Linked DNA regions of Homo sapiens: regions 2 and 3 are each linked to region 1. A link is a loop called in an ENCODE intact Hi-C map of the cell type or tissue named here. Cell type or tissue: Calu3. All regions are shown on one strand. Region 1 overlaps CECR2 (CECR2 histone acetyl-lysine reader). Region 2 overlaps ADA2 (adenosine deaminase 2). Region 3 has its middle 91 kb from the start of GAB4.

What was found. A loop is a pair of places that touch in the nucleus more often than their neighbours do. Peaks named below come from ENCODE experiments on the same cell type or tissue, not always from the same donor. Only the 100,000 strongest peaks of a DNase experiment are listed, where the experiment ranks them.
Region 2: it touches region 1 in a loop (17-fold over the local background); 41 of 110 quality-filtered maps call a loop at or near these places.
Region 3: a loop joins it to region 1, with 8 times the contacts of the local background. A loop is called at or near these places in 22 of 110 quality-filtered maps.

Annotation. Positions count from the first base shown.
Region 1 is chr22:17,497,229-17,505,228 of GRCh38, reverse strand. CECR2 (CECR2 histone acetyl-lysine reader) reads right to left here. Exons shown (of 19, transcript NM_001290047.2): 3 at 7,643-7,826; 4 at 5,680-5,819; 5 at 4,494-4,598; 6 at 2,098-2,147; 7 at 213-382. Among named protein-coding and RNA genes, the nearest start is that of SLC25A18, 62 kb to the left of the region's middle. In Calu3, no CTCF peak of the experiment used is centred here; a DNase peak (open chromatin) is centred at 3,358.
Region 2 is chr22:17,200,701-17,208,700 of GRCh38, reverse strand. ADA2 (adenosine deaminase 2) reads left to right here. Exons shown (of 10, transcript NM_001282225.2): 3 at 1,411-1,630; 4 at 4,928-5,138. Among named protein-coding and RNA genes, the nearest start is that of ADA2, 15 kb to the left of the region's middle. RefSeq lists an enhancer at 6,022-6,522. In Calu3, a CTCF peak has its summit at 7,228 (motif pointing right); a DNase peak (open chromatin) is centred at 7,260.
Region 3 is chr22:16,913,033-16,921,032 of GRCh38, reverse strand. It overlaps the pseudogene IGKV2OR22-4. Among named protein-coding and RNA genes, the nearest start is that of GAB4, 91 kb to the left of the region's middle. RefSeq lists a silencer at 3,326-3,375. In Calu3, CTCF peaks have their summits at 3,252 and 3,452 (motif pointing left); a DNase peak (open chromatin) is centred at 3,422.

The sequences.
Region 1 (8,000 bases):
GGACTTTCTGGGGGAAGGAGAACATGATAGGACCCACAGTGAAGGAGAGGGGGTGGCATGAGGTCCCATTCTAACACTGGAGTTCAGACAGGATGGAAGACTGCACTATTTCCAGGACAGTGGGGTGTATGGGGAAGGTCTCATGAATAATCCTTAAATAATGCAGCATCAGGCCTAACACTGAGGAGGACAGAGCAGAGAGTGTGGCGCACCTTCTGGGCGATCATGTTGCAGATCTCAGGCAGGAAGTCCTCACTGAGGAGCTTGTAGAGCTGCCGTTCTCGAAGGGAGGTCCTCTCGCGAAAACTCTCGGTGACCTGTCTCCATTCCTCTTCTGTCTGGCACAGGAGCCACCAAGTACCTTGGCCTGGCCCTTGGGACCCTAGAAAATAAAGGAACGGATTCACTACAGGAGATCCCATGAGGACCTTTCCTTATTTATTCTCAATTTTGTTTCTACTGTGGGTCATGACTAAAATAAGGAACTCGGCCGGGCGCGGTGGCTCAAGCCTGTAATCCCAGCACTTTGGGAGGCCGAGGCGGGCGGATCACGAGGTCAGGAGATCGAGACCATCCTGGCTAACACGGTGAAACCCCGTCTCTACTAAAAATAGAAAAAAAAAAATTAGCCGGGCGCGGTGGCGGGCGCCTGTGATCCTAGCTACTCGGGAGGCTGAGGCAGGAGAATGGCGTGAACCCGGGAGGCGGAGCTTGCAGTGAGCCGAGATCACGCCACTGCACTCCAGCCTGGGCGACAGAGTGAGACTCCGTCTCAAATAAATAAATAAATAAAAATAAAAAAAATAAAATAAGGAACTCAAAAAAGAGACCTATTACTTAATTTTATTTTTTTTGAGACAACGTCTGGCTCTATTGTCCAGGCTGGAGTGCAGTGGTGCCATCTCAGCTCACTGTAACCTACACCTCCTGGGCTCAAGCCATCTTCCCATCTCAGCACCCCCCAAGTAGCTGGGACTACAGGTGTGTACCAGCACATCCAGCTAAACTTTTGTATTTTTCGTAGAGACAGGGTTTTGCCATGTTGTCCAGGCTGGGCTCTAATTCCTGAGCTCAAGTGATCTGCCTGCTTCGAACTCCCAAAGTGCTGGGATTACAGGTGTGAGCCACTGCACCTGGCCTACTTTTAAATTTTATTTATTTATTTATTTATTTATTTATTTAGAGGCAGAGTCCTGCTCTGTTGTCCAGGCCGGAGTTCAGGGGCACCATCTCAGCTCACTGCAGCCTCCGCCTCCTGGATTCAAGTGATTCTCCTGCCTCAGCCTCCCGAGTAGTTGGGATTACAGGTGCCTGCCACCACGCCCAGGTAATTTTTGTATTTTTAGTAGAGATGGGGTTTCACAATGTTGGCCAGGCTGGTCTCGAACTCCCGACCTCAAGTGATCCATCCACCTCGACCTCCCAAAGTGCTGGGATTACAGGCATGAGCCGCCACAATGGCCTCTTTTTGACTTTAAAGTTGACAATGTATACTTCTGGTTTTCCTGTTAAAGTCATTGTTAACAACTAAAAAAAAATGTAATGTCTAAAGGCAATACAAATATAACTACTGTGAATTTAACAAGATAGATATTCACAGTCTAGAAATGATTAAATATATTGACAGAAATGGTTTTGATTTTGAGTCTTTGCTGAGTCTACCCTGCCTCAACTACACTGTGCAAACTGGTATGTGCCTCCCATTTTTATGTTATTTGGATTACAAAATTAAAATCTAGGTAGGAAACCAGTATGTAGTAAACCTATAAGGAAACCATTGTGTCATGAAGCACTGACATTAAAAAGACCTCTCTTTGAGAAGCTGGTTATTCACTCCAACGTTAAGGTGTCTATTACACTGTCCCCAGTAAACAGGGCACTAGTGAAAAGATCTAGTTCTGATCTTAATCCTTAGTCAGATGATGAGCTGGGCACAGGATAAGGTGTGAGGAGGAGAACTGAAGAAGAGTACAGGGGGTAGGTAAAAGGCTATTGCAATAACCTTTACTTTGTATGACTCTAGAAAAAGAGTCAACACCCTAGCATAAATGAATCATATTTATTTAATTCTTTCTAAATGCCAGTAAAGAACATTACCATGTCTTGTCTGTGGCTCGGATGCCAAGGAATTTTCTTCCTGCTTTTCACTGAAACACAGGAAAAAGAGGTGCCAATTAAAACAAAGACAGGTCCAAAATTGTTCTGTGCCACCCCAGGATGGTAGAACCCATTAATTTAACACAAAGAGAGTGTATGTGTGTGTGTTAAGGGGACAAGGCTTGGAGGCGGAACGCTGAATAAATGAACACTAAGATGCAGGCATGCTGGTCTAGGAGGGAAGTACTGACATACAGCTACCCTATGTTATGGCAACAGTATCAATGCATAAGAAAACAGTAACTTTTATTTTTTATTTTTATTTTTTTGAGACGGAGTCTTGCCCTGTCACTTAGGCTGGAGTGCAATGGCGCGATTTCAGCTCACTGCAACCTCCGCCTCCCAGGTTCAAATGATTCTCCTGCCTCAGCCTCCTGAGTAGCTGGGACTATAGGCACCCGCCACCAGGTGCAGCTAATTTTTGTATTTTTTAGTAGAGACGGGATTTCACCATGTTGGCCAGGCTGGTCTTGAACTCCTGACCTCATGATCTGCCTGCCTTGGCCTCCCAAAGTGTTGGGATTACAGGCGTGAGCCACCGTGCCCAGCCAGAAAACAGTAACTTTTAAAGCTTTTTTTGGAAATCAAACAGATGCACTGTTTTTTTTGTTTGTTTGTTCTTGTTTTTTATCACTGCTCCAGTCAAGAGAGAGATGCAACTGTTAATAATTAAATGCCAAGAAAAAAGAACTGTAGGGATTCCAATGTCCTCCTCCCTGATTCAGGGCCGCACTGAAGACAGGTGTATTTATTATAATTGATCCTTACCTAAGGCAGAGGGTTAAGAGCATGGGCTCCGAAGGGGGAATGCCTCTATTCAAGCTGTGCCACTTACAATGTGACCTCAGGAAAGTTAATTAACTTTCCCCCAAAATGGAGCTATTAATAGTGCCTACCTCACAGGGACGTTGGAGATTAAATGACAAAATGCAAAGTGTATAACGCATTAGGATGAAGTATCATTTTCACTTGTATCCCTGAAACAGAAAGGACACTCTGTGGACTTTTCGCTTGTTTTCGATTAAAGTTTCTATGAGAATGAAAATGTTCTATATTGGCATTATCCAATAAACCATGTGGCTGCTGAGCATCTGAAACGTGGCCAGCGTGAACCAGAAACTGAATTTTAAATTTAATGAAAAAATATTTAAATACTGGCTTACACACACAGCTCTAAAGGAAAAAAGTCACCAGTAGAGGGTAGCACAAGTCCATGGATGCTTGTTAAAATGATTCTACAGTCCCAACCCTAAGCTACTGTGATTCTTGATACTTATGGGGAAACGGAGACAGGTATCATGCAGCTTTCTGAATATCGAAGGACGTGTGAAATCCTAACAAACCCGGAAACAGGTGTTGATACATAAAACGTTAAGTAATTACAGGACATTTGTCACAGAAACGGATAAGCAAGAAATAGGCAGCTGCAATCTGAAGCTGAACTTCTGTAAAGTTAAGTGGATGCTGATTGAGTTAAAATCAGGATCTGAGTGATCTACATTCTTTTTTTTTTTGAGATGGAGTATCGCTGTGTCGCCCAGGCTGGAGTGCAGTGGCATAATCTCGGCTCACTGCAAGCTCTGCCTCCCAGGTTCACGTCATTCTCCTGCCTCAGCCTCCCGAGTAGCTGGGACTACAGGCACCCGCCACCACGACTGGCTAATTTTTTGTATTTTTAGTAGAGACGGGGTTTCACCGTGTTAGCCAGGATGGTCTCGATCTCCTGAGTGATCTATATTCTTAATCTGATTTCCCAGAAATATTTCTTAGTGGTTAAAAAGTGACAGGGTGAAATTCAGCCTAACTCAAGCATTTAGATTAAGTAGGAAGGGAAGAAGCCACTTGTCCTGAGTTATCAGAATTTTTAAGAATACAGCCTCACTTCAATAGGCTTAGTGATAGAGCTGATCCTTAAGTAAAAAGTGTATTTACACAGCATAGGTCAGATTTTGAAAAGTCCTATAGCAAGATTCACATGGTGAAATTTCCTAGAAGATAATGACATATAAAAGAAAATCCCCCAAGTATCTTTCTTTGCTAAAATTAAATATAAAATTGAAGAATGAAAAAAACTGTCTTGTTCAATATAATCCTCATTAAGTGCACATCCATCGTCTAGTAAGAGGACTCGCTTAGAGAGGGGAGGTGACTTGCCAGATGTCACACACTAAGGGCTTCCTGACTGTACTGCACATGTGGTAATTTCATAAGGACTCAGTTTCAGGTTGCTATAATAATGTGCTTCCCATGGCACAGGCAAAATAAAGAAAAAGGAATAAATGAATTAAGGTCCCTTCTGCCATGGTCTATGACCACAACTAACAAGATTTTCTTACCTCAACAGAATCTCCTCCTGCAGTTTCTTCCGTTTTGGGGGTCTTCCTCTTCTTTTTCCCGTTTTTCCAGGAATACTTGAGACATTTTTTTGTCCTTCACTTTCCCTAATAAATAATATTAAATAGAAATGTTCTGGCACAGGATTGGCATTGCTACATATGATTTTAAAACAGTATTTCTGGCCATGAGATTACCAAAAAGGATTAAATGTAGCAGTGAAAGGAAAAGGGAACAGCAACTTCCAGTCTTCATTATTAGACTGTGGATCTGAGGAAAACTAACATTTTGCAATACTAAAATGTGCTTAAGATCTAACTAACACCTTCCGAAGAGTAAGCATTCTCCTAGCAGTAAGAAAGCCTAAATAAGAGGTTAGCATTGTTTTGGGATGCTATGGAAATGCGGCCTCTTCCTTACTTAGTAAAGCTTATGTTTCAGGCATCATTTAAATTCCTTCTGTTCTTAAACTGATGGATACTAACGTTCATAAACTACATCATTAAATTCTTTTTTTTTTTTTTTTTTTGATGGAGTCTCGCTCTGTCGCCCAGGCTGGAGTGCAGTGGTGCGATCTCGGCTCACTGCAAGATCAGCCTCCCGGGTTCACACCATTCTCCTGCCTCAGCCTCCCGAGTAGCTGGGACTACAGGTGCCCGCCACCACGCCTGGCTAATTTTTTGTATTTTTAGTAGAGACAGGGTTTCACCGTATTAGCCAGGATGGTCTCGATCTCCTGACCTCGTGATCCGCCCGCCTCGGCCTCCCAGAGTGCTGGGATTACAGGCATGAGCCACTGCGCCTGGCATAAACTACATCATTAATTCTAGTCGAAATAAGGAGATCTCAAGGACTGATGATGCAAGATGAAATTGTTACTGCAGTGAAATGATTGTGCTGCTGAGAAGAAACCTGCTATATTAAAATAGCCTGTGGCAAGAGGAGTGGCATTTCTCAGAAACCTCCTATCAAGAACTTCAGATTAAAAAAGTATATTTAACCCCTCTGGTAGCAGAGAATTAATTCCTTTTTGTTTTTGCATGAAGTATCTCCTTACCATCTCTTTGCAGGCATGCTTAGAGAATTCCTTCATTAGGAAAAAAAAATTGTGCTGTAGAATTCTGATGCATTTAATCTTAATGACATTTTAATACAGTAGCTATCATGCCCTAACACTGAAGAACATACCTGCTCAAAGAGAGTTCTCCATTGGATTTTCCTTGCACCGGGTCCTCTTTGTACATTCGTGTTCCATAGAAATACCAATATAGTGCCCCAGAATTGTCTTCACCCAATGGCTCCACACGGAGACTGTCTGCATCCAGGCCCTACACAGAGCACGGAAAAGGGGTTTGGGGAAATGGGGAACAAAACGCACCAGGAAAAAACCAGAACGAGGATTCCAAATTTACACGTAAGCATAACTCAAATCTAAAAATGCCCAAGTATCGCTGGGCGTGGTGGCTCACGCCTGTAATCCCAGCACTTTGGGAGGCTGAGGCGGGCAAATCATGGGGTCAGGAGTTCAAGACCAGCCTGGCCAACATGGTGAAACCCCACCTCTACTAAAAATACAAAAAATCAGCTGGGCGTGGTGGCGCGCGCCTGTAATCCCAGCTACTCGGGAGGCTGAGGCAGGAGAATCGCTTGAACCTGGGAGGTGGAGGTCGCAGTGAGCCAAGATCATGCCACTGCACTCCAGCCTGGGCGACAGAGAGAGACTCTGTCTCAAACAATAAATAAATAAATAAATAAATAAAAATGTCCAAGTATCTTATGTAATTTTCAATCAGCATAAGAAACACGGATATAATGGGAAGGTGGTACCTACTTTGAGGAACAAGAGATGGAAATATTACAATGCTCCCTATCCCCACCATTGTTCCCTTTTCAAAAAAGAGAGAATCCAACAGCAATCCTGATGAACAGTTTACAGATTTGGCTGGGAGCGGTTGTTTTATGTGAGCACACACGAAAAGAAAGACAAGTACAACCGGGTGGATCAGGCACGGGGCAAGCTTTGCCCCATGGGATCCTCTGTGGCAGTTCCGGCATAACCTCCTGTGACCTCTCACTCCAGCTGAGTTCCAGTGACAGGGCTCCCAATTTACCTCGGGGGCTGACCTGTACTGGCCTTCTCACTGCTACTGAAGTCCTTGAGTCCTCAGCAAAGACCGTGCTAAATTACACAATGATTTTTTTATAATGTGCCCATAACCAGAGCTCAACTGAGAAGTCATCACCACATTTAATCACTGATGATGGAACAGGATTAGAAACTGACTTCCCTATGAGTGAAAGCAATAACCCACACTCTCCCTTGAGGATATACTTTTTTTTTTTTTTAAAGACGGAGTCTCGCTCTGTCACCCAGGCTGGAGTGCAGTGGCGCAATCTCGGCTCACTGCAAGCTCCGCCTCCCGGGTTCATGCCATTCTCCTGCCTCAGCCTCCCGAGTAGCTGGGACTACAGGCGCCTGCCACCACGCCCGGCTAATTTTTTTTTACTTTTAGTGGAGACGGGATTTCACCGTGTTAGCCAGGATGGTCTCGATCTCCTGACTTCGTGATCTGCCTGCCTTGGCCTCCCAAAGTGCTGGGATTACAGGCGTGAGCCACAGCACCCGGCCCCCTCTAGGATATACTTCTAAACAGATAACCACACCAAGGGGGACAGAGAGATGGCCACAGCTTCCTTCAACACATTTTTTGTAACGTGGATGTGTGTAGAGGATGACCTTCACTAACATATACGGTTTCAAGTTCTTGGAGATTTCAGTAAATATTTCAATCAAATTTACACCCTGAAAAATAAAACTCAGTGGCGGATTTAGTTGCAGGTTTGGCTGATGACAGAACAAACAGGGTCCTCTGGTTGTACCTATTGCAGATAGGACTCAGTGCACGTAAAGGAAGATGAAACCAGACTAGAAATTAGACCAAAATAACGTACTTCCATAGGGATGTACATCTTGCATCTCCGTGGCTACAGCAGTCATGGTTTTCCATACAGTGTTATTGGCAATGAATAGTACCAAGACTAGTACCACAAGCCAAACTCTGGCTTAGTATCTTTGGGTTTTACGTTCTGACTACATTTCTGATTGCTGGCTTTTCACAGCTACAGGGAAAGGTTCGCCAGTTAAGCATACCTTTAGAAGATCGAAGACATCGTCTGCATCCAGCCGGTAATCACAGAGTCGGTGCAGGATCTCCACCCGTGTGCGAAGAGGCAGGTCCTGGAAACTGGCTTCCCTCAGAGGGTTGGGCTTCCCTTCTTCGAGCTCCCAGCGGTAGTTGATGATGTCCTCTAGGTAGCTGTGGAATGTCTGAGGCCTAGACCAGGGCCCCAAACACAAAAATACATTAATATAAAATATAGGTTGGTTGGGAGAAGGAGAGAGAGAGAGAACTCATGATCTGACAGCTAACAGATTTTTGTTTTTATACAGACAGGGTCTCGCTCTGTCATCCAGGCTAGAGCACAGTGGCAAGATCTCAGCTCACTGC
Region 2 (8,000 bases), 300 kb after region 1:
CTCCTGAGTAGCTGGGATTACATGCATGAACCACCACACCTGGATAATTTTTGTACTTTTAGTAGAGACGGGGTTTCACCATGTTGGCCAGGCTGATCTCGAACACCTGAGCTCAGGCAATCCACACTCCTCGGCCTCCCAAAGTGCTGGGATTACAGGTGTGAGCCACTGCACCTGGCCAAAAATGTTAATTTAAAATGTAAAAATAATAGCAGCTTGCAGTTTACAAAGACTTAACACCTGTTTTTTTTTTTTCTTTTTTTTTCTTTTTTTTTTTGAGACGGAGTCTTGTTCTGTCGCCCAGGCTGGAGTGCGGTGGCGTGATCTCAGCTCACTGCAACATCCTTCTTCCAGGTTCAAGCAATTCTCCTGCCTCAGCCTCCCGAGTAGCTGGGATTACAGGCACATGCCACCATGCCTGGCTAATTTTTGTATTTTTAGTAGAGATGGGGTTTCACCATGTTAGTCAGGCTGGTCTCGAACTCCTGACCTCGTGATCTGCCTGCCTCGGCCTCCCAAAGTGCTGGGGTTACAGGAGTGAGCCACTGTGCCCAGCTGTTTTTTTTTCTTTTAATGTTATAAATAGAGATTTAAAAAATAATAATAATCGTGAGGTCAGTAAAGTAGCATCCCCAGTTGCTGGGAGGCATAAGAGGGTGTCTGGGGGCTCGTGTCAGGGCCAGGGGCTGGATGGGCACAAGAAGCGCAGAGGGACAGCATGCACTGTGCCTAGGGGAGCAAGGGGCACAGCTGGTGTCTGGTGGGGAGGACAAGCATGGGGATTCAACTGGCAAAGCCTGCAGGCCAGAAGCTGTACAGACACAGGCCCAGCGCAGGGGATGAAAAGCCAGTGGGAGAGGAGTTGAGGGGCAGGATGAGAGGATGGAGGACAAGTGTGTGAAAAGGACCGTGGCCCTGGGGCTCATCCCAGTGTATCCCGTCATGCAGTGTTGGGTGGCCTCATTGAAAGGCCTGGGCTCCCATTGGAGAGCTAGAAGCCAATGGAGCCCTGACTTGAACCTCAGTTCTCTGGTTCCAAGCCTGATGCCCTCTCACTCTCCCATGCTGCCCCTCTTGGACAAGATCACCCCTGGCTCCTGATTAGTGAGACATGGAAGCCCCATCCTTAAACTAGAGCCTTAAACAAGTTCCGAGAAACATGTCTGGACAGAAATCCTTCTGCTTGCACGTCTTCTTGTGATCCACACTGTCCCCAAGCCCCGGAGCCCTGGGATGGGACTTCACCCCTTTGTCCCCAAGCCCCGGAGCCCTGGGATGGGACTTCACCCCTTTGTCCCCACAGCCCCAGAGTCCTGGGATGGGACTTCACCCCCTCCTTTGTCCCCAAGCCCTGGAGTCCTGGGATGGGACTTCACCCCTTTGTCTTCACCATTCTTCTTCCCTCTCCAGGGGCTGCCTTGCACCTCCATGACATTGGCATCGTGACTATGGACTGGCTGGTGAGGAATGTCACCTACAGGCCTCACTGCCACATCTGTTTCACCCCAAGGGGGATCATGCAGTTCAGATTTGCTCACCCAACTCCCCGTCCATCAGAAAAATGTTCCAAGTGGATTCTGCTGGAGGATTATCGGAAGCGGGTGCAGAACGTCACTGAGTTTGATGACAGGTGAGTAGTAGTTCAGAAAGCACATGTCCCAGGCCTGTCATGGGGTGGCAGTGGGTAGGTGTCTCCCTTGGTACAAACCTATAGATAAAAATCTGGCTTTAATAAAACATGAGGCAAGGCTGAGTGCGGTGGTTCACGCCTATAATCCCAGCACTTTGGGAGGCCAAGGCGAGCGGATCACTTGAGCCCAGGAGTTGCCAGTCTGGTCAACATGGTGAAAGCCCATCTCTACCAAAAATACAAAAAATTAGCCAGGTGTGGTGCTGCACCTGTAGTCCCAGGTACTTGGGAGGCTGAGGCAGGAGGATCACTTTAACCCAGGAGGATCACTTTAACCCAGGAGGTTGAGGCCACAGTGAACTGAGATGGAGCCACTGTACTCCAGCCTGAGTGACAAAATAAAACCCTATCTCAAAAAAAAAGCATGAGCACCTTTTTCTTTTAACCTTGCAGGATACTTTGCTCCACAAAAGCATTCAACACCTTTTCTATCCATAGTAGTTTTTCTGGTGCATTTAAAATCTACAAAAAGCATTATCAGCAACACTATTTTTGTTTGTTATTATTATTGTTATTTATTATTATTATTATTTGAGACAGGGTCTTGCTCTGTCACCCAGGTTGGAGTGTAGTGGCGTGATCTTGGCTCACAGCAGCCTGATCTTGGCTCACAGCAGCCTCTGCCTCCCGGGTTCAAGTGATTTTCCTGCCTCAGCTTTCTGAGTAGCTGGGATTACAGACATGTGCCACCATGCCTGGCTAATTTTTGTATTTTTAGTAGAGACAGGGTTTCACCATGTTGGCCAGGCTGGTCTTGAACTCCTGACCTCAGGAGATCTGCCCATCTTGGCCTCCCAAAGTGCTGAGATTACAGGCATGAGTGACCATGCCTAGTCAGCAACACTATTGCTGTAGCAAATGAGATTTGTCTGATGCTCAATAAAACCAGAGAGAATAAAAGTTCCTAGCTCTGAAGTGATGACAATCTAGCTGGAAGATAAATCTTCTTGAAAATCTGATGCAGCAACTTCCTAACAGACTTGTATAGTATCATTATTATTATTACTATTTAAGACAGGGTCTCATTCTATCATCTAGGCTGGAGTGCAGTGGCACAATCTCGGCTCACTTCAGACTCAACCTCCCAGGCTGAAGCAATCCTCCTGTGTCAGCCTCCTGTGTCAGCTGAAGCAATCCTCCTGTGTCAGCACACTAGAGGTGTGCACCATCATGCCCAGCTAATTTTTGTATTTTTTGTGAGATGGGGTTTTGCCGTGTTGCCCAGGCTGGTCTTGAACTCTGCGGCTCAAGCCGTCCTCTCACCTTGGCCTCCCAAAGTGCTAGGACTACAGGCATGAGCCGAGCCATTGTGCCTGGCATTGTATAGTAATATTATAAGTGACAATTAATTTGGTCACAGAAATGTCTACAGAGTGCCCCCCTGAGGTTACTTCCCTTTATGAAATGAGAAACGTGAAGCTGAGCAAGGTTAATTAGCTTATGCAAGGACACACAGCTGGTAAATGGCCAGTTGGGGATACAAACCTGGGTGCTGATTCGAGTTATTTCCATTCCACTCCCTTCATTAACCTGCTCGAGCTGCCATAACAGAATACCACAGGCTGGGGAGCTTAAACAATAGGAACTGATTTTCTCAAGCCGGGCACACTGGGTCATGCCTGTAATCCTAGCACTTCGGGAGGCTGAGGTGGGAGGATCACTTGCACCCAGGAGTTCAAGACCAGCCTGGTGGCCGGGTGTGGTGGCTCATGCTTGTAATCCTAACACTTTGGGAGACCGAGGTGGGCGGATCACTTGAGGTCAGGAGTTCAAAACCAGCCAGGCCAACATGGTGAAACCCTGTCTCTACTAAAAATACAAAAAAATTAGCCGTGCATGCTGGCAGCCACCTGTAATCCCAGCTACTCGGGAGGCCAAGGCAGGAGAATCACTTGAACCTGGGAGGCGGAGGTTGCAGAGAGCTGAGATCATGCTACTGCACTCCAGCCTGGGCGACAGAGCAAGATTCTGTTTAAAAAAAAAAAGAAAGAAAGAAAGACCAGTCTGGGCAACATAGTGAGATCCCCATCTCAACAAAAAATAAAAAATTAACCAGATGTGGTGGTGTACACCTATAGTCTCAGCTACCCCAGGGGGCTGACATAAGAGGATTGCTTGAGCCTGGGAGATTGAGGCTGCAGCGAGCTGTGATTGTGACACTGCACTCCAGCCTGGGCAACAGAGTGAGACCCTGTTTCAAAAAAAAAAAAAAAAAAGAAGGAATTGATTTTCTCATGGTTCTGGAGGCTGGAAGTCTAAGATCAAGGTGCCAGGGCAGGGGTGGTTCCTCCTGAGACCTCTGTCCTTGGCGTGCAGAAGGCGCCTCTGGCTGTGTACTCACATGGCCTTTCCTCTGTATGTGCACTCCTGCGGTCTCTTCTTCTTCTTCTTTTTTTTTTTTTGAGATGAGTCTTGCTGTGTCGCCCAGGCTGGAGTACAGTGGTGCGATCTCAGCTCACTACAACCTCCACTTCCAGGGTTCAAACAATTCTCTTGCCTCCCTAGTAACTGGGATTACAGGGACAAACCACCACGCCTGGCTGATTTTTGTATTTTAGTAGAGATGGGGTTTCACTATGTTGGCCAGGCTGATCTCGAACTCCTGACCTCAAATGATCCACCCATCTTGGCCTCCCAAAGTGTTGGGATTACAGGCGTGAGCCACCACGCCTGGCCTCCTCTTCTTACAAGGACACCCATCTTATTAGGGTAGAGCCCCATCCTTACAACCTCATTTAGTCTTAATCATCTCTTTAAAATTCCCTTCTCCAAATGAGGGCTAGGGCTTCAATATTTGAATTTGGGGGTTTGGGGACACAAGTTAGTCCATAACATTCCCCAAAAAGAGCTTGGTCTAGTTTCCTGTCAGTGGGTATAGGAAGAAAAAAAGAGAGAGAGAGAGAGCTTTTTGGTCTAGAAAGTACAGTGGGGTCAGACTGGCCAAGCATACAGAGGGAGGACAGGAGCCAGGAGAGACTGACTGGTGAGCTCTCATCTTAAGCAGTCTCCTGCGTTTGGGGTTTGGGTTTAAGCAGGCAGTGGGCTGCCTGGCCACAGGACCCATGCTTATATCGTGAGCGTGGGAATGCTCCCCTTTGCCCCTTCCTTATCTCCACTCTAGGGTGAATCCTGTGAGCTGCTAGCTGGGATATGCAAGGTGGGTAGCAGTCCTATGGGCGCCCGGGGGCAGTGTCCTGGATCATGCCTCTGCCACTCCCCACTTCGTGTCTTGGACAGCTTGCTGAGGAATTTCACTCTGGTGACCCAGCACCCGGAGGTGATTTACACAAACCAAAATGTTGTCTGGTCGAAATTTGAAACCATCTTCTTCACCATCTCTGGTCTCATCCATTACGCACCAGTGTTCAGAGACTATGTCTTCCGGAGCATGCAGGAGTTCTACGAGGACAACGTGCTCTACATGGAGATCAGAGCCAGGCTGCTGCCGGTGAGCCCAGCTCTCCTCTCTGTTCCTCCCACCTCCTTTGCTCTGGCCTGACTCAGATCTTAGCTGGTAGAAGACTGAATGCTCATGAATTGACCACTCAGGTCTCTGGTGCAAGGGATCATGTGCCTTTCCAGGGGCCAACATGAGCAAGGAAACCTGAAATGGACTGGGCAGCCTCCAGCAAAACTGGGAACACATTCCGTGCTGCCCTTTGCCCCCCTGTTTCTCATGGTTCCCCGTTCTCCCCTCTGCCATGATACTCAGGGCCTCGTGACATAAGCTGAGAAGGAGAATTGGGATAGAGCCATCTTAGGGGCCAAAACAAGGGGTTTGAAAAATAAAAGGAGCCACATGGCAGGGTGAGGGCAAGAGACATGCAGATGCATAATCGTCCATGGGATTTGGAAATTACAAGGTCACCTTTGAGCAGTTTCAGTAACATGCTGAGAAGAGAAACCCCATTTCTGGGAGTAGAAAAATGAAATAGACGGCCGGGCATGGTGGCTCACACCTGTAATCCCAGCACTTTGGGAGGCCGAGGCAGGCAGATCACAAGGTCAAGAGTTTGAGACCAGCCTGGCCAATATGGTGAAACACTGTCTCTACTAAAAATACAAAAAATTAGCCGGGCATGAGCCTGTAGTCCCAGCTACTCGGGAGGCTGAGGCAGGAGAACACTTGAACCTGGGAAGCAGAGATTGCACTGAGCCAAGATCGCACCACTGCACTCCAGCCTGGGTGACAGAGTTAGATGTTGTCTCAAAAAACACACACACACAAAAAAAAAAAGAAAGAAAGGAAAAGAGAAAGAAAAATGAAATACAGGTGATGAATTGGAGCCAGGTTTGGCTGATTAAAGGCTCTGAGTGTGATTTGAGAAAAAGAACATCGAGATAGCTGGAGGGAACCACAGGGGCCACAGGTTTCTTTTTAGGATGGAGAGACTTGTTTTGCACACAGAAGGAAGAAGTGTGGAGAGGTTAAAAAGAGAGGGGAGGCCAGGTGCATTGGCTCATGCCTATAATCCCAGCACTTTGGGAGGCTAAGGCTGGTGGATCACTTGAGGCCAGGAGTTTGAAACCAGCCTGGTCAACATGGCGAAATTCCATCTCTACTAAAAATACAAAAATTAGCTGTTGGCCGGGCGAGGTGGCTCATGCCTGTAATCTCAGCACTCGGGAGGCTGAGGCAGGCGGATCACGAGGTCGAGATCGAGACCATCCTGGCCAACATGGTGAAACCCTGTCTCTACTAAAAATACAAAAATTAGCTGGGCGCGATGGCGCATGCCTGTACTTCTAGCTACTTGGGAGGCTGAGGCAGGAGAATTGCTTGAACCTGGGAGGTGGAGGTTGCAGTGAGCAGAGATTGTGTCATTGCACTCTAGCCTGAGTGACAGAGTGAGACTGTCTCAAAAAAAAAAAAAATTAGCTGGCATGGTGGTGCGCACCTGTAATCAGCTACTCGGGAGGCTGAGGCGGGAGAATCACTTGAACCCAGGGGGAGGAGCTTGCAGTGAGCAGAGATACCGCCATTGCTCTTCAGCCTGGATGACAGAGCGAGACTCCGTCTCAAAAAAAAAAAAAAAAAAAAAAGAAAAAAGAAAAAAAAATTTGATTTTAAGGAAGGAAGTTTGGAGAGAGTGAAATGGAAAGGAGTAGAAAGAGTCCAAAAGAAGGGAGCATCATCAAAAAAATCTGATTTTTGGGTCTTGCATTTTGGCCAGAAGCAAAGGATAACTGAGGTTAGGTACTCTGAGATGGACTGACACCAGGCTCCGTGTTGGTAGGGGAGGGATCTTTCGAGGAGAGCAGCCCTAGGTGCTCAAATACTGCTAGAGTTTTATTTCAGTGAGTTTATTGGAGAGAACTTTCCTGAGGATGTTTTTGTTGGGCTGAGGGAGATGGGGTATTGTGGGAGTGGGCAGGATCCTTGGGTGTTTTATGTGGTGAGCTCAGACGGGTTTGAGCTGGTTAAAGGTTATCAGTGGCTTGGGGAAAGTGACCTTTGGTAGAGTCTTCTCCACATTGTATCCAAGAGAGTCTGCTCGTTCATTTACATATTGATCGGATACACAAATGCCTTGGGGACTGACAGTTAAGCTTGTGGAAAGGCCCACATGGTGGCAGTATTTTAGTTTTGTTAGCATATTCTGTAGGCTTTTATACGCTCCGAAGTTTACTGTTTGTAGACCCAGAAGTGATAGGACTCCGCAGGATCAATACACACTGAACAAATTCATAAGGGATAGATGTGTAAACAAGAAAGTCAGAATGCTGTTATCATTCGGACCAGACACTTATGCTTCATCAGGAAATTCTCCTCTTTTCTTTTCTTTCTTCTTCTTCTTTTTTTTTTTTGACAGAATTTCTGTCGCCCAGGCTGGAGTGTAGTGGTATGATCTTGCCTCACTGCAACCTCCACCTCCCAGGTTCAAGCGATTCTCGTGCCTCAGCCTCCCGAGTAGCTGGGACTACAGATGCACACCACCATGCCTGGCTAATTTTTTGTATTTTCAGTAAATGGGGTTTCACCATGTTGGCCAGGTTAGTCTTGAACTCCTGACCTCAGCTGATCCACTCGTTATTCAAGTTATTCCAGTTTGTGGGTCTCAACTCTCCCTTTGCTTGGCATCCTGGACTGACCCACCTTTTTCCTTAGATATGTTTTTTTTTTTTTTGAGGCAGAGTTTCGCTCTTGTTGCCCAGGCTGGAGTGCAATGGCACCATCTTGGTTTACTGCAACCTCCGCCTCCTGGGTTCAAGGGAACCTCCTGCCTCAGCCTCTGGAATAGCTGGGATTACAGGCGTGCACCACCACACCCAGCTAATTTTTGTATTATTAGTAGAGACAGGGTTTTAC
Region 3 (8,000 bases), 580 kb after region 1:
TGATAACATTTGGTCATGCTGGGAAATTGCTATCTTCCCACTTTCCAAACTTTCTGTCTCCTTCACCACTCACATGAACCTGCCCTCCCTAGTATTATGATGGAGAAAGCATTGTACACCAGCTGTCAGGGAAGTATGGCTCAGAATAAATAGATAACCTATTTGATTTTTTTTCCACTTACGGATTTTTAAAATCCATGTCAAATGTAAGATAATAATACCAAAATAGTTTGACATGCCTCAGTTACCTTTTGCTGACAGAAAAATGGAGGTCTTGCAATTCCAAAAGTGGACTTTGAAAATAAACAACACAATTCAGATGTAAAACATAAAGTTTATGTGATGTACCACAGGAAAAATGTAGAATTACATGCGATTTTTATTTCCTTCTCAAATTCTTAGAATTTTAAAATTATTTTACAGACATAGTATTTTAGAGAAGAAATATTTAGTTCTATGCTGTCATAAGAAAATGATTTAAAAAATGAAAAAATGCATTATTTTTACATGACACTATTTTTTCCTGAAAATGTATTTGAATCGTCTCTTTTAATAGATTTCATTGACAATAGTGCACTAAATTTATCTGCTTTTTTAATTTGAGGGCTGCAGTGTGATAAATATCTATATACATTTTGCCATGCAACTTTAAAACCTAACAGAAATGCTTTCTGTTACAAAAGCAATAGTGCTTTCTCCACCATAATGCTAGAGCGGGCAGTTTCATGTGAGTGGTAAATGAGAGAGAAAGTTTCCAAACTAGGAAGATGGCAATTTCCCAATATGACCAAGTGCTAACATGTAGAAAACTATTTCCAAACGAGTCATTTCTAACATGTATTTCACTTGTGTTGCCACTAGTCTGCATCCATGATCCGATTTTTCTGCCAAATCCATTTGTATGACTCCGAGTAATGAGTGATGTCTGTTACCTGTGATAATACGGTGCAGAGACACATAAGACTGATTGAATTAATAGAACAAGATCCCGATGCAGGCTAAGGGCTTAAATTATACTTGAGATGATTTATTTTAAGATAATGGATTCGGCCGGGCGCGGTGGCTCACGCCTGTAATCCCAGCACTTTGGGAGGCCGAGGCGGGTGGATCATGAGGTCAGGAGATCGAGACCATCCTGGCTAACAAGGTGAAACCCCGTCCCTACTAAAAATACAAAAAATTAGCCGGGCGCAGTGGCGGGCGCCTGTAGTCCCAGCTACTCAGGAGGCTGAGGCAGGAGAATGGCGTGAACCCGGGAAGCGGAGCTTGCAGTGAGCCGAGATTGCACCACTGCAGTCCGCAGTCCGGCCTGGGCGACAGAGCGAGACTCCGTCTCAAAAAAAAAAAAAAAAAAAGATAATGGATTCCGTAGTAAGTACAATTAAAATTCCAATGTGTCATTTCTGTTATGTTTAAAAGTTGCATGGCAAAATGTATATAGATATTTATCAGGTCATAGCCCAGGTGGCATCTGCAAACCCGGAAGAAGGTCTTTACCAGAAAGCGAACCCTGCTGGACATTGATCTGGGCACCAAAAATGTGAAACATGAAAATTAAATTCTGTGGTTTATGTCATCCAGATCAGTGTTTTTGGTGTGGCAGCGCAAGCTGACTATCCACCTTCCCCACCCTCTGTGAGCAGGAGCAGCCTTAGGAGGCCCTCATGGAGGCGGGGACCCAGCTTTGCTCCTCTTCCTCCTGCTTTTCCAACTCTCTGGTGAGGAGGGAGAACTCAGGCTTCATCTGCAGTTCCTGTGCATTAAACATGAATGTTTCCTTCAGGATGAAGTTTTTAGCCCATTTTGCTTTCTCATCAGAATTTAATCGGACATGAAAGTTAAGGATTATGAAATGGGCAGATCATCCTGTATTGACCAGATGGGCCCTGGTCCAGGTGGGTCAATAAAAAGGCTTTGTTAAAATGTCTGCCTATCTCTATCTTATAAGGACATCACGATTGTCCTTATAAGATAGATAGGCAGACATTTAACAAAGACTGCAGAAGAGAAGGTGATTTGAAGACAGAGACAGAGATTGAAGTGACGTGGACACAGAATGCTCAGGAAGGAAAGAGAATCATTGCTTCCCTTTCTGCAGTTTGTTGGTAGGTGAGGTGGGCCCTGCAGAAAGATTAGCAAGCACAGAGGAAAAACTCACCACTTATTCCCACAGCTGTGTATATAGTTTTATAGGATTTCTAAACATTTTTTCCAAGGAAAAGTAAAGAACAATAACTCAAATATTTGGAAACAGGGTCAGCTTAGACAGGTCTAGAACACGGTCTGAAGGTACAACATATGAACAACCCTGTTTCTTCCAGTGCCGGAGAGATGAATTCTCAGAAGCAGAAGATACACATTCATGAAGCCTTCATTCCCTGAGCTGTCTGTGTTCCAGAATATTTATCTGTGAATATATTCTCCAGTGAGTGACAATTTACAGTTAGTGAGATAATGCAGACAGCTTCAACCCCCGGTGCCTTGCAGCCAGGAATCCAGTCACAGGACCTGCAGCTTCACGAAGGGATGCTCAGTGGGTGGCTTGCATGCAAAGATAAACTCTCCCCTTTAACAAAAAGAACCTTCATTGTGCCCCAAGTGGGGAACAGGCCTCTGTGTTACTCAACCTCATCCATGGTAGTGTTGGTTTGGAAAATATGGACTAATGCCGTCTGTAGAACAAAGTCTACAGAATTAGAAACAGTGACATAGAAATGAGCTAAAGATGGCCTGTGGGTCCTGGCCCCCATGTTGTTTATTTCAAAACTGTGTTTACTTCTTTTTTTTTTGAGACGGAGTCTCACTCTGTCAACCAGGCTGGAGTGCAATGGCGTGATCTTGGCTCAATGCAACCTCCGCCTCACGGGTTCAAGCAATTCTCCTGCCTCAGCCTCCCGAGTAGCTGGGACTACAGGCACGTGCCACCATGCCAAGCTAATTTTTGTATTTTTAGTAGAGACGCGGTTTCACCATGTTGGTCAGGCTGGTCTCCAACTCCTGACCTTGTGATCCGCACACCTTGGCCTCCCAAAGTGCTGGGATTACAGGCGTGAGCCACCGGGCCCGGCCAAAACTGTGTTTACTTCCTAATGGCCTGTTCCAAACTCAAATTTTACAATGCAATTATTTTAACAACAGCCCAAAGAAGAATACTTTTAGCCTTTTAGAAAATACTTACTTTGCATGTCCAGAAAATTTCAACCACATCTACTCGCAGTAAGATAAACCCCAGTTATGAAAACCTTAAACCAGAAACTCCCCACTGTGCTGCTGTGAGGCGTCCCCTAGACACACAGCCCCTTGTCCAGTGTCCCATCGTTTCGAGAAGCAAGCCTGGCAGCTTATTCTCTGCACAGATTCCTGCTGGGAGGGGCTTCTCTCTGCAAACCTGACAAAACGTCACCCAATAAAGTCATGTGTGCGACTGCCCCCCTGTGGCCATCTCTTTTTCCTTGATGAGCCCGCAAGTCATTCCAATCCCGTACAAATCGGATCACAGTGTCCACCCCAAACACTGACTCCAGGGTCATGAACACAAACAGTTCCACTTCTAAGACTCTTGCCAAGTCTTACGAATAATGCAGTTGCTCCCAGTTTTATGGACCCCAAACTAACCGCATCAGGAAAAGGAGACACAGCCATAATAAACCCCACCTGTATAAGTCCTCCCTCATTCAGGTGACCATGGTTCATGTTAGAGACACTCAGAGGCAGAGGCCTGCCGCACACCTAGATCCGAATGGAGGTGGTTGTGACACCTTCTGATCTGTGTCCACTGTGGAGTGACCAGCTTTGTCTGCTGTTGTGAAAGCCTTGGCATAATGTGTCAACAGATAAGAAAGGGAGGTTTCTAATCAGAATTAGTAATATTATCCTTTAAGTCTATAGGTAATAAAGAGTAATTTCAAAGCTCTTTTCTGACTAAAAAAGATTTCTACAAAATTTCACAATTTATATTTATGTACAGCAACAGATCATGAGATTTTTAAAAATCACAATGGTAACCTTCTTAACGATGTATTACTAAGTTTCATAGGAAATAGCAAGACTATCTTAAATTCAAGCTTCTTAAGGAATACTTTGCAAAAACAACATTTTCAAGAATTGACCTTTAGTAAAAGAAAACCTGACAAATTTTTTTATTGTTAGTCACTTCCCTGCAATTCAAGTTTGTTTTTAATTATAGATAGAACTGATTCCTCATTTAATACCCTTTCAGAATAATTATTTAAAACTTACAATATGATGCACCATCTCGTTCTACTTTAGTTAGGCTGATTGTGTTTTCTTTTTCTTTTCCTTCAGCCTCTGATGTTTCTATTGTTCACTAGTATGATTATTTAGGAGTCTCACTTTTTGAAGAATAAGAAGCAGGTTTGAATTGGTTAATAACATAAGAAAAAGTCAAGTGCACAAAAGTTACGAAATTTAATGAGAAAAGAGTAAATAAAATTGACATAGTTTTCTACAGTTTACTGTGAGCCTTTAATCAAATTTCTTAAGCACAATTTGATCTCCTTAACCCCCATTATTGCAATGGTGTTAAACATTGAAAGGTCTATAATATTATTTTTATTCAATTATCTTTTCCAATCTTGGAAAAAAGGTTATTTTGGTAGATTTCTCAGAAGATATTGAAACCAAGCTTTCTTCTGGAATCTTACCTAGAATTTCATGTATTTGTGTTCTTGGGCAATTAAATATAAATTTTTGTTAAATTACCCAAGATTACATAGCACTACAAGCTAGTCTTTCAGTTGTAGCTGAATTTTTTTTTCCCAGAAATGTGACTGTCTTTGTGATAGTGTTTGGTGTTGGCAGAATTATTCAGGAGCTGTTCAATTAAATACTAAGCACACCACGAACAAATCAAGAAACATGAGATTGTTTCCCTTTGTAATGATCAGCTGTGTGAAAGACTCACACCCCTGAACCATGTGCATCTTTACATGAAACCATGAAAATGTCAGTTACAGGTCCAGGTTACCCTGAGACATAAAACTGTAGATGCAGTCCTTGCTCTTCTCACATAGACAATTTCCTTTTCAACTGCAGACTCATGGCTGTGGCTGCACCACATCCAGGCTGGGGGTGACTCAGGTCTCACTCAGGGTTGGCCATAACCTGGAAGCCCTCACAGGACCTGATGCCACATGACCAGGGAGGCTGTGTGAGAAGAGTTTTCGTAAGCACCACTCAGAAAAACATCATGCAATGTTATTTCTTATTTGCTTTGTATCATTAACCAAGGAAATTCTTCCCTATGAGATCCTGCTGGTTAATCTTGTATATGTGAGATGATTATGATGCGATTATCCCAGATTGAACAGTTGGTCACCAGGAATTTTGTATTCACTGCCTGAGGTGTAACATTCTTGCCCCATTGCCTCTTACTTATGCTGGGCTCTTGGCTCTAAATGTAGAGACCCACATCATTCTCCCTGTGAGGCCCTTGGACGGAGCGCTTTTTTGGGGCTCACTCATCAGGTGCCAGGGACGGGGAGATTCTAACACTTGCACTGAATAATATTGAACAGTTATCCTGGAAACAGCACATACGAGGCAACACTTGAACTGGCTCAGGAGCACTTTTCATTTGCAGGCCCTCTGCCCGTCTGTGCTTGTGGGAATGGGGCTGTTTTCTTTCTCTAGATTGATTGGGAGGGAGGCCTGCAGGATGGCATTCACCTCCCAAAGATGCATCCTAGAAACACATTTCCACGTTGTCAGGGTCCTTGTGCGTTCTCAGTGTGGCATGCACTGCACAATGTGTCCCTGCCCAAGGTCCCAACTTCCACAGTCAGAGCCTTCTTCCCTTGACCACAGGCAAACTTGACTTGAACTACATTTGTTTGGCTCCAGCAAACATTTTATGTCACATTGTTCACAGAAGAGACATTCCCCCTGCCCCATCAACCTTTTCCACACCACTGCACCCACCAGGTGATTTGCATGTTGTCCCTTAGGGAGGACCTTCCCTTGTGAGTCTGAGATAAAAGCTCAGCTCTAACCTTGCCTTGACTGATCAGGACTCCTCAGTTCACCTTCTCACAATGAGGCTCCCTGCTCAGCTCCTGGGGCTGCTAATGCTCTGGGTCTCTGGTAAGGATAGGATCAAAAGTGAGGTGAGAAAATGGGGTGGGAGGGTGAGATCTGGGGTCTCCACAGCTTCCTATTTTTATTTCAACCATGTGTTACGGGCACATGGTCTGTGCTCCGGGAAAGATTACTCGTATTTTTTGTCTCAGGAATAGTCAGGAATCATCTCCCAGGAAAAATGACCAGTGCTCTGATTAAGCTCTTGAAAATAAACTGCTCCCTGCTGGCTAGTAACAAATTGGTTCATTTTAGAAAGTCTACTTTTCATGATAAAAATCAAAACTTGAAAAAATATGTAACTCTAAATCAAAATCTTAAGGAAAATCATGAAAGTTGCTCAAAATGTGTTTATATAACCTTGCACTTCTCTGTTATTATTTCAGGATCCAGTGGGGACATTGTGATGACCCAGACTCCACTCTCCCTGCCTGTCACTCCTGGAGAGCCAGCCTCCATCTCCTGCAGATCTAGTGAGAGCCTCTTGGATACTGATGATGAATACACCTATTTGAATTGGTACCTGCAGAAGCCAGGCCAGTCTCCACAGCTCCTGATCTATGAGGTTTCCAACCGGGCCTCTGGAGTTCCAGACAGGTTCAGTGGCAGTGGGTCAGGCACTGATTTCACTCTGAAAATCAGTAGGGTGGAGGCTTAGGATGTTGGGGTTTATTACTGCATGCAAGCTCTACAAACTCCGCCCACAGTGCTACATCCTCGAACAGAAACCTCCCTGCTGGGTTGACCCAGCTGCCCGCATGGGCTGCTTGTCTGAGGGAACAGCTGAGCAGAGTCTTTGAGTCTGCAGAGGAGAAGGCTGTTGGGGATGTCAGGGCAAGGTTTGCTGCTGAGGACGCTGGTCCATGACAGCCTCAGTAGCACCTCAGATTTCATATGTTAAGGCCCCACCAGCAGTCACAGCCTGGGGAAGGCATCAGGAGGAGGAGAATTCATGGGGGCTACGTGCCCTGGGAGCAACCAGCTATGATGAAGGGAGAGTGAATGAAAGCTCACATCCTCACCCTCCCTGTCTTGCCCACATTTGTCAAGTTCATGTAACTGTCAGAATAACCAGACCATGGATGCAGTTTAGTGACAACACAAGTAGAACACATATGGGAAATGACCATCTTGGGGTTTATTTCACACGCGATGACACTTAGTCATATTGGGAAATTCATACTCTCCCATCTTCCTAATTCTGCTCTCTGACTCCCACCAAACCGTCTCTCCAGTGTCTTACAGGTAGAAGCATTCTACACAAGCTGTGTGCAGGGGAGTACAGCTAACACTTAGAAAAAATGTTTGATGTTGGATTATTCAAATAGACTTTGTAAACTCATGGCAGGTATGAGATCTTAATGTTAAAAGATTGATTACTCTTAATTATTATTTGCCAAGTGAAAGCAGAGTTTTCACAATTCCAAAAGTGGCCTTTGAAAATAAACTGCAGGAACTCAAAGATGGAAAATATAAAGTTTATTTCAAGTAAAAAAGGGAACATTCAGAATTATGTGAGATTTTTATTTCTTTTCCAAATTCTAAAGGTTTTGAAAGTATTTAGGCTAAGTTCTATTTTAGAGTAGAAATGTATTACTATGTTTTCAAAAGAAAAGGTTTCAAAAAATACAGAAATGCATTCTTTTCACATGATTATATCATTACCTGAAAATGAATCTGAATTCAATGTTTTAGTTGTAAATGCCTGGAGCATCTATGCTTTTCATAGATTTTATTAAATATAGTGTTCTAAATGATATTGAACCCAATAATGAGTCACATGAGGTACATATAATTACACTGTGTGATAGACACAAAATAATGACAGAATCAACAGAAGAAGTTCTGCTTCAGGCTAAGGGTAGAAAGTACACTAGGATGATTGTTTATTCCAATATAACAAA